Linked DNA regions of Homo sapiens: all the other regions are linked to region 2. A link is a loop called in an ENCODE intact Hi-C map of the cell type or tissue named here. Cell type or tissue: Calu3. All regions are shown on one strand. Region 1 overlaps EPB41L4A (erythrocyte membrane protein band 4.1 like 4A). Region 2 overlaps EPB41L4A (erythrocyte membrane protein band 4.1 like 4A). Region 3 holds the start of LOC101927023 (a long non-coding RNA gene).

What was found. A loop is a pair of places that touch in the nucleus more often than their neighbours do. Peaks named below come from ENCODE experiments on the same cell type or tissue, not always from the same donor. Only the 100,000 strongest peaks of a DNase experiment are listed, where the experiment ranks them.
Region 1: a loop joins it to region 2, with 2.8 times the contacts of the local background. A loop is called at or near these places in 3 of 110 quality-filtered maps.
Region 3: it touches region 2 in a loop (2.5-fold over the local background); 4 of 110 quality-filtered maps call a loop at or near these places.

The regions. Positions count from the first base shown.
Region 1 is chr5:112,209,342-112,211,841 of GRCh38, reverse strand. EPB41L4A (erythrocyte membrane protein band 4.1 like 4A) reads left to right here. Exons shown (of 23, transcript NM_022140.5): 13 at 1,860-1,950. Among named protein-coding and RNA genes, the nearest start is that of SNORA13, 49 kb to the right of the region's middle. In Calu3, a CTCF peak has its summit at 1,225 (motif pointing left); a DNase peak (open chromatin) is centred at 1,221.
Region 2 is chr5:112,314,875-112,317,374 of GRCh38, reverse strand. The region is part of intron 1 of EPB41L4A (erythrocyte membrane protein band 4.1 like 4A); the gene reads left to right. Among named protein-coding and RNA genes, the nearest start is that of EPB41L4A, 100 kb to the left of the region's middle. In Calu3, no CTCF peak of the experiment used is centred here; DNase peaks (open chromatin) are centred at 456 and 1,164.
Region 3 is chr5:112,227,486-112,229,985 of GRCh38, reverse strand. All of the region lies in intron 12 of EPB41L4A (erythrocyte membrane protein band 4.1 like 4A), which reads left to right. It overlaps LOC101927023 (a long non-coding RNA gene), which reads right to left and starts at 1,703. Exons shown (of 4, transcript NR_110559.1): 1 at 1,634-1,703. In Calu3, no CTCF peak of the experiment used is centred here; a DNase peak (open chromatin) is centred at 1,135.

The sequences.
Region 1 (2,500 bases), 110 kb after region 2:
CAAATGCCTTAGAGTAACAGTTTTTGGAACTCTTATCTGAAACCACCCTTTGTTTTCTCTGTCTAAAGTGTATTTATTAATGTTTATCTTTCCTGATGGGTAAGCCAGACATACTTCCCAACTGCTCTGGAGGAAACTTGCCAACTTTGAGGGTGCTCAGGTGTTTCTCTTGTCTTGTCCTCTTGCCTTGCTCTGAAGTGTTCTTCTCATTGAACATCACTTTCACTTGCTGTGTGGGTTTTTTTTTTTTTTTTGAGACGGAGTCTCGCTCTGTAGCCAGGGCTGGAGTGTAGTGGCGCAATCTCAGCTCACTACAACCTCCACCTCCCGGGTCCCAGTTCAAGCAATTCTCCTGCCTCAGCCTCCTGAGTATCTGGGATTACAGGCATGCGCCACCATGCCCAGCTAATTTTTATATTTTTAGTAGAGATGGGGTTTTGCCTTGTTGGCCAGAGTGGTCTTGAACTCCTGACCTCGTGATCCGCCCGCCTCGGCTTCCCAAAGTGCTGGGATGACAGGCGTGAGCCACTGCGCCTGGCCCACTTGCCCTTTTAAGAGTCTGTCTCTCCCAGTTGACTCCTAATCTAGACTGACTCTTGAGCTGCTTGTGGGGCCACAGGTGGAAGTAGTGTGTGGTTCAGAGCTAAGTCTGTGGAGCCAGACTGCCCATCTTCAAAGCTTGCCCCACCACTCAGGAGCTGTGGGACCTTGAGAAAGGCCCATTTTTTTTAAATCTTTTAAAATGAGATAACATTGATATCTACTTCATAGGATTATTTTGAGGATACATGAGTAAATAGATGTGAAGCGCTTGTAATAGTACCTGACACATAGTAAGTACTCAATAAATATTAGTGCTTATTAATGTTACAAACTCATCTTCATGACATTCTCGGTGGTTAGTGACCGTTATGCATTGGATTGAAGGACCGTAACTATTACCCCTGCAGGAGTAGCTCCGAGGAAGACACACCTGTATGGCACATAGACCTAATTGAACAGGGCCTGTGGGCATCTGTGCATGCTGATTTCCCCTGATCATCTAAACTGCCTCCTCCTTGAGTGAGGTACATGCACACTGGAGAAGAGTTGTTCCCAGAGCCCACACACCTCACTTCTGCAGGCTTATCTACCTCTGCCCTGAGAGTGGAAGCCTGACCTCCTACATGGGCCCAGACCCTTCAGTTATCTTTATTTCGATCATGACTTCCAACATTGTGTCTGCCATGGGCTCCCTCTGCTGGTTCCTCTAGCGTGTATGCAAATCTATGGAATAACAACTTTTAAAAATTCAGTTTCAGATTTTTAGGAATGTTTGCATGAAGAACACATTTGAAAATGTCTTTTTTTTATATGTGAGTGATACAGATCACATGTATATTACTCTTTTTTTGACAGCTGCATTATGAGTTGGGATATTTTCAGGTTTGAAGTTTTTTGTTTGGTTTGATTTCAAATGGGGACTGTCATGATATGCTGAGAAACTTCTTCACAAGTAGTCATCAAAACCTGATCATTATGTTTTATATTCTAATATATGGTACTAAATATCTCAGAATATCATTTTAATAGTCTAAAGTGAATGTTATTTTAACATCTAAAGATGTGGAGACTTAGTTTTAAAGTCTGAAAAAAATAGCCTAGACTCCCAGGACATTGTTATGTTGAGGGTTTAGTACACGTTAGAAAATAGTACCTCCAATTTATTGGGTGATTCATTATTTATTTGGGGTTATAATTTATCAATAAAATGTGCCACAGTGTCCCTAAAATTGCATTTTAAAATAAGTCTTCTGTTTCTTTCATTTCCTTATCACTGTTTCCTCTCTCTTCCATCTTTCCTTCTCCTCCTCTGCTAGAATCAAACAGCATCAGTAGGATAACTGCAAACATGGAAAATGGAGAAAATGAAGGAACAATTAAAATTATTGCACCTTCACCAGTAAAAAGGTCAGTGAAGTTAACTGAAGAAACGTACAATTATATGCTGTTGTAAAAATGCTTTTTTTCTGTAGACAAGGTTAAAAATCTTTTAACTTTGATGATTAATGAATACTTTTGATCCATGGGATCCAATAAATCTCTGGGCCAAATAATACATTAAAACACCAATGAAATATAAAACATCAGGACCTGACTCTCTTATTTGAAGAAAGTGCTCTTTTTGTCACAAGGTGAACTCACAGATTGTCTGTGGTCTGCATTCTCCGCAGAAAATTAAAAATTTCTTGTGATTTTGAAAATGGCATGATATAATGGACTAACTCAGAGGGACTTGTAAAATAAAGTAGATGATATTCATGTTTAATGTACTGTGTTCATTATAGTGGTGCACTGAACTGTAGCCCTGGAAAGAGGGTTTATGGCATTTAGAGGCATCAGATCCTCAGAAGTCAGTGATTGCATATGTATGAAGACTTGTCATGGTCCTCTGCATCTGCTTTCCCAGGGGGCATTCCCCAGTGGAAAAGCCTTCTCTTAATATATTACATGGATTGTT
Region 2 (2,500 bases):
AAAGCAGGAATAAAAAATGACAAGTTTGCATAGCTCTTGTAGAGATTAAATGAAACAAAGTACAAGAAATCATCTAGCATAGTTCTTTTTATATAGATGATCAAGATGATTTACTGTCATTCTTTCTTTTGCTCTAATTTGAAATATTACAGAGATGAGTGAAGAAAAACATAAAGCATATAACAAGTTTAGAGAGAAAAAAAAGATGTGGTAGGTTGTCAACAAAGATGGCCACCTGTGATTCTTCCAGTCGCTCACTATATGTTCATGTCATTCCTCCTATCAAGAGATGGGATCTGTTTTTGCTCCCTTTCCATGTGCACTGACTCAGTGACTTGCTTTGATCAATAGAGTGTAGCAAGACTGATGCTGTGCCAGATCTGGGCCTTCAGAAACTTGGCAGCTTCCCCTGTTTGTCTCTTGGAGCCCTAAGTCACCATGTCACGAAGTCAGATTACCTTGCTTAGAGGGTGAGTGGCCCAGCCAGCTTCCAGCCATTCCAGCCATCTCAGGTGAGGTGTCAATATGTGAATGAAGCCATCCTGGGTTCTTCAGCCCAGGTAGACCTCTCCAGCCAACACCAGATGGAGCTGATACCAGCTGTCTCTTCTGAGCCCTGGCTAAATTTTAGAATTATAGGCAACTTGTTGCTTTAAGCCACTGAGTTTTGAAGTTACTTGTTACAAAGCAATAGATAGCTGAGAAAAGCTTATCAGTGTGAAGAAACTTTTATATATGAAAAATATAAATATTAATTGCACCTAGAAAAATACATTTTACTCATTTTTTAATGATTAAATGAGGATTTTCCTCATCTGGAGGGTGAGGGTAACTCTTAGACATAAACAATGGGGGCCAGACAATGGGGGTGAACAGTGCCTCCCCTGGGAAGGAGTTACCTTTGGTACCTGAAGAATGTCTCCTCCGTGCGCCCACTTTGCCTTATCGTAATGGCCTAAGCTAAAAAAATTAATGTAATTTTAAGTTTTCCCAGAGAACTAGGAATGTATTGTGGTCAAAATACTAAATAAAGATAGAGTGAATTTTTAAAGGCATAACGTTATAAGAATTTTTTGCAGAGTTCATTTCCCCTTTGTGAAGGAGTAAGCTGTTTGTCTCAGATGTAATAGTTATCATTCTGTGAAGCTGGCAGGAACCTGCCTTTCTGGTTTGTAATGTCATGTTAATCTGCAAAGGTGTTATTACTCATTTGAAATATTCTTTGTTCTGGTTGAAAGCTCCATTGATGGTATTTTCAAATAAACTTGTCCTACTAGTGAGTCTTTCTCTACGATTATAAGCCTTTTGTAGCTCTATTCTTTCTGGAATGTTGCTAGTATGTCAGTAATGAAAGTAATCTATCTCATTTGCTAAGAGTTAAGTGGAATACAATTCACAATCCAGAAATATGTAATAGGCATTTACTCTCATTTTAAAAGTAAATTAATATATTGTTACATTGAGATGAAGTTTTGCTGATTAGTTATAAAAAATCAGGTGCTCCCTTTATTTTTATTTTCTTAACTGTCTCATATCAAGTCTTCTTTATTTTTTTGATGATGGAAAATCAAATTTCTGTCAGATTTTTTTTGCATAATCTTTATTTTTATTGCATAAAAATTTCTATGCAAGTTTTAGGTATAAAAATGTAATATATGGCTTCCTCAGTTTTTGGTGTTTTAGCCATTTTAAATATAAGATATTTATTCCTTATGCTACCTTTAGAATATATTGAGTCTATTGGAATTATATGTCACTGAAACAAATGTGTATTTTAAAGTTAAAAGTAAACTGAATCTCTGTGTATCAGGTGATATAACAAAATACATGGATCTGGTCAGCTTTTTCTTTAATTTCATAAGTCTGATTGGTCAAGAAAAATGGAAATCTTCATAAGAAACAGGAAGAAAGGTTCAATTTATAGACACCATGTTATTGGCCCTTGGTATTAATTCAGTGAACTTTTAGGCAGCTCTTACTGAGAATAAGTTATTGGACTGCATAGAAAGTAAGTGGTGTGTGATACTCAGCACATGCTTTCCAAATGTCTAAACATAAGTAGGAAAGTTAACAGAAGGAATAAATGGCCATCTTAAGAGTGCAAGAGTGTAAGTATCAGAGACAGGCAAAAATAAGAAACTTGGTAGGTTCAATGGAGGGAGAGGTCATAATGAGATTGAGAGGATTTGGACAGGCTTTATGAAGAAGGTGGCATTTTAACTGGATCTTGAAGGATAAGTAGGATTTTGACCATGACATAGAGCAGGAAAGATATCCCAGGGAGACCTCCTGAAACCTGAAATGGGAAGCATTTCTTTCAGGTTTCCAAATATCCCTCCCTGATATTTGGGGTGTTACCCAGTTCATTCTCTCAAATGTCTCATTAGTGGAGGTCCATTATTATCGAAGACAAAATTTTAATTTATTTATTGATTTCAGAAAGTCCTTGGGCATGTTATCATTGTACCTTATTTTGTGGCATCTTGTGAATTCCCCATTT
Region 3 (2,500 bases), 87 kb after region 2:
GACAGAGTCTAGCTCTGCCTCCCAGGCTGGAGTGCACTGGCGTGATCTCGGCTCACTGCAAACTCTGCCTCCTGGGTTCACACCATTCTCCTGCCTCAGCCTCCCAAGTAGCTGGGACTACAGGCGACCACCACCATGCCTGGCTAACTTTTTGTATTTTCAGTAGAGACAGCGTTTCACCATGTTAGCCAGGATGGTCTTGATCTCCTGGCCTCGTGATCCATCTGCCTTGGCCTCCGAAAGTGCTGGGATTACAGGTGTGAGCCACCGTGCCTGGCCTGGAGACCGTTACTCTAAGTGAAGTAACTCAGGAATGGAAAACCAAATATTATATGATCTCATTTTTAAGTGGGAGCTAAGCTATGAGGACACAAAGGCATAAGAATGATATAATGGACTTTGGGGATTTGGGGGAAGGGTAGGAGGGGGTGAGGGATAAAAGACTACACATTGGGTACAGTGTACACTGCTTGGGTGATGAGGGCACCAAAATCTCAGAAGTCACCACTAAAGAACTTACTCATGTAACCAAGAACCACCTGTTCCCCTAAAACTATTGAAATAAAAATAATAAATAAATAAATAAAAATACCCCACAAGAGTTATTTAGTGGAGTAGGAATAGGCAAACGTTTTTCACGAAGGGCCAGATAATGAATATTTTAGACTTTGCAGGCCATGTGGTTTCTGATGTAACTATTCACCTCTGCCATTTGTAGCACAATAGTGTCACTGAAAATATGCAAATGAATAAATGTGATGTGTTTCAAAAAAAACACAAAACATTTGTATATAATTTTTTAAAAAGTCGTGATGGGGGTTATTACTTTTTGTTAGTTTGTATCATTAATTTATACTAAATGAGTTTTTACTTTAGAAGACCTTTCTTTTTAATTCCGAAGTTAAAGTAATTCAATCAAACTAGATGACTAGTCCCCTTAACTTGCATCCCAGTTGTCTGTAAGTTTAAAAAGCATGTTTATTCACCTCTCAATCAGGAGTAATAAATGCCCTGGCAGCTAAAAAGCCATTGTGTTTAGAATTTGCCAAGTGCAGGCCCTGGCACCTTTATGAGGAAGTACATTCCAGAATCAAGTGCCCTGCACCCAGCTGCCTGCTTCCCCACCCAGAGGAGGTCAGCATCAGGGCAGGCAGCCAGAGCATTCCTGCAAGTCTAAACTGCCTCAGAGGAGCTTGGGTAAAGCCAGAAAAGGGACGGCAGGAGGAAAAAGTGCCCTCCTGTTACAACCCTCTCTCTGACAAGTTCTTGGCAACTCACACAGTTGGATTCCTGTCAAAGGAGATCGTCTCTGCTGTAAGTAGGCAATGAAGACAGAATATTTGGATATAATTCATAATTAGCTATAAGAAAAGTAATGGGTGAAGCCATTTGGGATGGATACACAAGGCTTTGATTATCTGATGCAGCATTTTAAGTTCTTAAAAATATCTCACTGAACACACAAATACTTGCAGCATAATCTTTGAACTATTGCAAAGCAAGATAAGATGACATTTTTGGCATTCCCATTCTGCCTCTGTGGAAGGGGCTGCAAACAGAGTGCATAAGGGGTTGTGAAAATGATTTCTGAGAGGATGGTTTGTGCACAGTGTGCAAGAGGACAGCTACTTACCGCTTGGACCAAGCCAGTTGTTTCTGTGCAGCGGAGTGGACCTAGTGTTGATGTATCTTCCAGTGTTTCAAGAGAAGTACAAAATCTGGATGTTCATGTGAACTTCCTAGAATTTGAAATACTAGCAATTAATTTTATTATAAGAAGACTTTGTGTGCTAAGTTAAACATTTCTGATCAACAGATTTGGCTTGAGGGCTGCTTCCCTGGAAACTCTGTCCCTTGACAGAGCTGGTGTGAGTGGTTGATCTACCATGTGACAGGTGACTCCATCTGCCCTGGGGCTCACACTATGTTTCTGCAGCATCCTCAGCAATCACGACTATGTTTGATTCAAACACTCCATTACTCCAGACGTGAGCACTTTGTAGTTAGTAGGTCAGTGGGCCAACTCCAGGGGATGATGGTGCCACACAGCTCTGGACCCCCCATAGTGAATGATTCCCCTGAGGGTAGCTAACCAGCATCTATTGTTGACCCAAGGTAGGTGCAGTCAAAGCAGGGAAGACAGAGAAATTATTCGATATAATGAAGTACAGTTTCATTTGATGAAGTATAGCTCTGGGCTGCTAAGAAATAGCAATGTCAAAACAATAGTTATTTATTGAACACTTCCTCTGATTGGCACATTGTGTCAGATGCAAGTCAGCAGAACCTCAGTGTGGCTTGTGGCAGTCAAATCTGTGTTTTGAAGGCAGAGGAAAGGTGAGTTATCTGAATAGAGACGGATGTATCAGTGCGATCCAGTAAGCTGGATCCTGGTACTTTGCTGGTTCAGCTTCAGTAATCCATGTACTAGACATGTAATATTATAAAGTCACTTAGCCAGCTTGAGCCTTGATTTCTTCATCTGTCAGATGAGTTGCTG